2 separate regions of the Homo sapiens genome follow, and region 1 is linked to region 2. The links are chromatin contacts, found by Hi-C or POLR2A ChIA-PET in ENCODE. All regions are on one chromosome and are shown on one strand. Each heading gives the region's core, a stretch centred on a gene start or an enhancer-like site at or near the end of the contact. The rest is flanking DNA. Distances are from core to core; before and after follow the strand shown.

Region 1 (2,973 bases), core at 318-2,817, 300 kb before region 2:
GGAGGCGGAGGTTGCAGTGAACAAACATTGTGTCACTACACTCCAGCCTGGGCAACAAAGCAAGACTCTATCTCAAAAAACAAACAAACAAACAAAAAACCAAAGAGTTCTGAAGCCATTCTTCACTTGAGAAGCATCACTGAGAATGCGTCATATGCCAGAACACCTCTCTCTTGGATCATTGCAAGAGAGTTAGGAAGGAATGAGAATGAGTCTGGCAGGAAGGATGCATTTTTAGAGATGAGGGCAAAACAGAAAATTACTCTGGTTCGAGTGTGTCATTTCTCTTTCTCATAATTTTTTGTTTCACTTTCAGTGCTGGGGACCAACAGGTCTCTTGATGTAGGGTTGTGGCCCCATACACCTTCTATTTCTGCTCAGGGAGTGGGCCTTAAATGTGTCTTTCCTGGGCCTTCATACAGTCCTCACTCTTTCCTTTGGTTTTTATTAACAAAAGGTGATTGTTTTCTTAGCTCTTTGGGGGTGACTCCTTCTCATCAGGTGTCACCATTTCTGATTTTTTTCCCTCTCCTTTCCTTAACATCCAACCAGGCAGTGCTTTGGTGTTTGTCAGATATAATGCTCTTCAGGTAATATCTTTCTTTAATTACTTTTCCCTTCTTTTTTTTTTTTAATTTCCCTGAAACAGACACACACACTGTTGCCTTGAACAATTGCTTCCTACCTCCCTCTCTCTGGGAACTGGATTAATTTTTTTGTCATTGCTTAATGGAAATGTCGACATTTCAATTTCTGCTGCATGTTCTACACAAAATTTAACTGGACAAGATAGGGAGAGAAGCTGGAGAAGGGAAAGTTCGTCATATGACATAAAAGCTTTTTTTTTTTTTTTCTTCCATAATGGCTTAGAGTGTGCCTTCCTTAAAAAGGGGGAAGCAGCTACTATGGCAACAGGTTCTATTTTCCTTAGGGGCTGTGGTGGCGCTGATAGAACTGGAGTCTGGAGAACATGAAACAATAGCCAGGAGCCCCAGGAGCCTGCAGCATGTTTTTTTTGTAGTAATTACTAGCCTTTTCCATGATTCAAAACTATGTGGTAAGTGGAACTGGGTAGGTTGGTGGTGGTTTTGTTTCTGAGTGATATAGACAGCAGGACCGTGAGTAAGGGACCCTCTCTACATCTCACAGAGAACCCGTACAGTGCGCGCCTGGCTGGGGAGACTGCTCTGCTCCAGCCCAGATATCCCTCCCTCTTCTCTTCACTTCCTGCCTTCCAGGCCTGGGGCTCCCTCCTGATAAACTTCAGTCTGTTCCACTAGCAAGTACCAGAGTGTGAGTCTCCCCTGGCAGGTCTTCCTAGAAATGCCACCTCCATTTCTTTCAGAGGTTTCCCTTCATTAAAGACCTCAGTGTCGGCCCCAAACATGCAGAAAAGGGGTGCTTGTTTGACTCTCCTAGAACAAGTTCTTATCAGAGGCAATCTTTTTCCTCCCCTAACTCAGAATGCTGATCCTCATAAAGCTTGAGCAACAGTGCTTGGTTCTGCTAATCACTGCTGGACCCATGCCGGTCACACAATTAAAAGTTGGCGTTTGGGACTTTGTGGCCTGGTTACACCCCTGTGCCTGTTGCGTCGCCCATCCGGGCTCTAGGGAGACAGAGACTCTTTCATTGCACAGCTCATGAAATACCAGAGGAGAAAGCTTGCTTTCTTACCAAAGCATTCTTCACTAATAACGTTCTCTGCATATACTCCAATCCTGCCTCTTTGAAACTTCTGTTTAAATTAGTTCTCCTCCTCCTTCTCCTTATCATTGTGCTTTGTACAGCCCTTGATAATTTTCAGTACTTTTTTCACCTCCCTTGCTTGCTTTGTCCTTACAGCATCCCAGTGCCTCTATGAAATAGACCAGGGAAGAGGCAGCACAATCCATTTTTGGTCTCTGTGGTAGCCACAAACGTTTATATAATGCCTCCCAAGTGCCATGGTGGAGTCTGGTGGAGTCTGCCCAGCTTCACAGGGGGGATCTGACATCTCCCAACTATTTTTCTTCCCCATGAAAATTTGTGAAAGATATATGGATTATAAACACAAGGATACCTTAATAGGTGTAGAGCTTTATTAAATTTTTAAAATGTAGAACTAAGGTGCCATCCTTGCCTGGTATGTCGTCTTCTTTACCTGTTCTTTTGATTTGCTTTGCTGCAGACTAATTGTGCCTGGGACCTTAAAAGTCACTGGATCAGTAGACATGGGAAAAAGTTCAATATCATTACTCTTCAAAGAAATGAAACTTTTAAAAGTCAGGAAACAACAGATGCTGGAGAGGATGTGGAGAAATAGGAACGATTTTACACTGTTGGTGGGAGTGTAAATTAGTTCAACCATTGTGGAAGACAGTGTGGCAATTCTTCAAGGATCCAGAGCTAGAAATACCATCTGACCCAGCAATCCCATTACTGGGTATATACCCAAAGGATTATAAATCATTCTACTGTAAAGACACATGCACACGTATGTTTATTGCAGCACTGTTCACAATAGCAAAGACTTGGAACCAACCCAAATGCCCATGAATGTTAGACTGGATAAAAAAAAAAATGTGGCACATATACACCATGGAATACTATGAAGCCATAAAAAAGAATAAGTTCATGTCCTTTGCAGGGACATGGATGAAGCTGGAAACCATTCTCAGCAAACTAAGAGAAGGAACAGAAAACCAAACACTGCATGTTCTCACTCGTAAGTGGGAGTTGAACAGTGAGAACATATGGGCACAGGGAGGGGCACAGCATACACCGGGACCTAACAGGGGGTAGGGGGAAGAGGAGGATAACCTTGGGAGAAATACCTAATGTAGATGACGGGTTGATGGGTGCAGCAAACGACCATGGCACATGTATACCTATGTAACCAGCACATTCTGCACGTGTATCCCAGAACTTAAAGTATAATAAAAATATATATATATACACACAATGGAATATTATTCAACCTTAGAAAAGGAG
Region 2 (2,920 bases), core at 385-2,884:
TGTCACTGGCCCTCACTGAAAAGTGAATATGAAGGTAGAGAGAGGGGTGTGGACTTGCCACTACAAATCTTGAGGGTAAACTGCTTATCTCCCCACCTCTCTGCCCCGTTTATCTGAGGCGATAACGATCTCTAAACACGAGGTATCGAATGGAGCCCAATGAATTTCCATGCCGCTTTTTTGACAGCTGCCTTCAAACCCGAAACCAAAACAATATTTCCTAAAACGAAAACGCTCCCTCAAGCGACATTATCCCCCAGTTTAAGTTGCAAATAACCCAGCCACATTAATTGGCCCTAATGAACCATGCCAGAGGGTCTTAAGTGGTATTACAAGGTTGCAATTATCAAGTCTGCAACCCCAAACGTCAAACTAGCACTTGTAAAAATCGCAGCACAAAACCATTACGGTTACAGGGGGTCTTTTTCTAAAAGGGGCCACTTAGAAACCTCAGGCGCGAATTAACAACAAACGCTAAAGAGCAAGCCCTTGCGGGGCGGGGGTGGAGAAGAGAAAAAAGTGCGAGGTTAAAAGAGAAGTACGTCCAGACCTGTTGAGTTCTCTCTCCGACACGCCCACTTCTAACAGATAACGCCGGCCCCGGCCGCAGTCTCCAAGTTGCGGGCTGTCAGCCCCCCGCGTGTGCACCCTCACGCGCCCCGCACGCCCTCCTCAAGCCAGGCGCCGCCGGGGCCTCCCCGGAGCCCGGGCTCGCGCTCGGGCGCGCCGGGGTGGCGTGCAAATATTCGGGCGAGTAAAATTCAGACGCGGCTTAGCGTTCACCACGAAAACGGGTGTCGGGCGACCCCCTTGGAGGGAAAGGGGACACTAGGGGGAGAAAAGAGGCCAGGATTCCCGCGAGGAATGAGAGGCTCGAAGCCCCCGGCAGTTCGACAGGGCTCCGCTCGCCGTCCGAGGTCAGGTTCCTCCCCCTCGGCCCGGCCAGGGGACGCCTGCGGAGGGAGAGGAAGAGGCCAGCGCTGTCACCCGCGCGCTGCCCTTTCGTCACCGTCGCCCGGCCCTTGCCAGCCCCCCACCCCCACTCCCCGAGGCTAATAAAAGTTTGTAGGCTCCCGCGGCGGCCCCCGAGTTGTCTCCGGTCCCAGCGGCACCTCGGGGGAGCGAGCGCGCCCCGGCCCCCTCCCGCCTCGCTTCTTACCTCTGGCAGAGGAGCCGCTCGCCCGCCACCGTCCGCAGTTCCCGCCGCAGCCGAGATAAACAACTTAGCTTGTGAACGCAGAAGGAGCAGGAGGGAAATATATTTTTTTTTTCTAAAAAAAGGAAGTAAACAGCCGCCCCTTTCTCCATGGGTGGGGGGAGAGCCCCTATTTAAGAAAGTCTCCCATTGCCCAGCTGACAAGCCAGCCCTCCGCCCCGCGCCGGGCTCCGCGGGTCGAGGTTCCGGGCGCGCGTGCCCCGTCCCGGTCCCAGCTGCTTCGGCCGCTCCGGCTGCGGCGTCTCCTTCCACCCACAGAATCCGTCCCCGACGGGCAGGCGGTGACTCGGGCTCCCGTCACAGACACGAGCTCGCAAAATGGAGGAGGCGGCGGCGGAGGGAAGAGAGCGCGGACACGCGAAAGGGCAGCCCGGCCTGGGCGAGCGAGCGGGACCGAGCGGGGAGCGGGTGGAGGCGGCGCCACGGCGCGCACACACTCGCACACACGCGCTCCCACTCCACCCCCGGCCGCTCCCCGCCCGAGGGGCCGCGCGGCGGCCGCGGGGAACGATGCAACCTGTTGGTGACGCTTGGCAACTGCAGGGGCGCCCGCGGTCCCTGCCCCCACGCCCTCCGCGCGGGCCCCGCCACCCCGGCCCCGACGGCGCCTGCACGCCCGCGTCCCCTGGCGTGGCCGCCCCGCCCGGTGCGCCGCGCTTCGCCCCCCGCCCCCAACTCCCCAGGAAAAAGGGTGGCGGCGGCAGCGGCGGGGGCCGACCTGGTCTCTCTGGGGCGGCGTTAAGAGGGCCACCGAGTTTCTCCAGTTTCTTTTCTCGCTACCTCCTTCCCGCCCCCGCCCAGCTCCGCGGCTCCAGACCCACTCGGGAGCTCGCTCTGCCCCTTGGCGGCAAGCGCCGCCAGTGCCCCTGCGGGTGACAGCGGGCGGGCCACAAGAGCCGGGGCGCCTCCCGCGGCTGAGCTGCGTGAGTGGCCCGCGCCGCCGCCGCCGGGCCGAGTTGCGTGAAGTGTGTCACTTCGAAAGGGGCTACGGGGTTGCACGGAAACGGTGCCGCAGCGTCTCGGCCGCGCTCGGGGCCGGGCGGCCTGACACGCCCTCTGGGGAGGCTTCAGGGAAGGGACGGGATAGCGGGGGTCGGCGCATACGTACTTTGGGCCCGGGGGGAGTCGCGTGCCGGCAGGTCCCCCACCACCGCATCATCTGGGCGGCCGGGTCTTCAGCTGCCGCCGCCGCGCTCTCGCACTGGGAGAGAAGTTGCAAAGCAGAACCCACCCTCCCCCGCGCCCCGACCGTCCCCCACCCTCTTCCCCGAGTCTGCGAGGCGGCGGCGGCGGCAGAAGGAGGCGCCGCCTGCCAAGTTCAACCCCCACCCCTCCCGCCCAATGTGCTCACACTCGAAGGAAGTTGCACGCCAAATGCAAAACCTCCAGCGAGCTGGATTTCTTTGCACTTTTTTTTTATTATTATGATTAAGGAAAGCAGGGGGCGGCAGGCTTAAAAGCAAGTTGCAGGCGAAATAGTAAGTTGCTGGCGAAATATAGCCCCCCTTCCGAAACTCCTGACCTCTTCTTCCACCCCGGCCAGGGCCCGCGTCCAAGTTCCCGGTGCAGGCCCCACCCCCGAATCTTGACATTTGCTGCCCTCGACTCTGTGCGTTGCTCACCCTATCACGTTCATAGGACCCCTGCCCCTACAAATAAAACAAAATACAGGCAGCTTTAAAATGCCAGCGTTCAACTCCCTAC

The links. Hi-C counts contacts between places; a loop is a spot of excess contacts on that map. ChIA-PET counts read pairs that join two places held with the same protein, here RNA polymerase II (POLR2A). Pooled maps may share reads with other maps.
Region 1: a loop to region 2 is called in a map of pancreas, with 6 times the contacts of the local background. The contact joins the enhancer-like site here to the promoter of NR3C1 in region 2. A Hi-C loop is called at or near these places in 41 of 168 maps with a recorded cell type or tissue (CD14-positive monocyte, Caco-2, HCT116 and 25 more), 26 of 37 single-sample maps with no recorded cell type and 36 of 50 pooled maps. POLR2A ChIA-PET finds 5 or more read pairs at or near these places in 8 of 52 experiments (A549, HEK293T, MCF 10A and 5 more).

Annotation. Positions count from the first base shown.
Region 1 is chr5:143,101,019-143,103,991 of GRCh38, forward strand. The region is part of intron 17 of ARHGAP26 (Rho GTPase activating protein 26); the gene reads left to right. Among named protein-coding and RNA genes, the nearest start is that of ARHGAP26-IT1, 90 kb to the right of the region's middle. Within about 2 kb of position 1,568, at least 3 of the 41 ENCODE cell types and tissues checked have a DNase peak (open chromatin) inside an H3K27ac peak, as active enhancers do.
Region 2 is chr5:143,402,052-143,404,971 of GRCh38, forward strand. NR3C1 (nuclear receptor subfamily 3 group C member 1) reads right to left here and starts at 1,635. Exons shown (of 9, transcript NM_000176.3): 1 at 1,160-1,635. It overlaps LOC128966704, which reads right to left. Exons shown (of 2, transcript XM_054328421.1): 2 at 2,615-2,865. The coding sequence ends at 2,835. RefSeq lists silencers at 631-730, 941-1,020, 1,261-2,530 and enhancers at 2,536-2,920, 2,581-2,650, 2,691-2,830.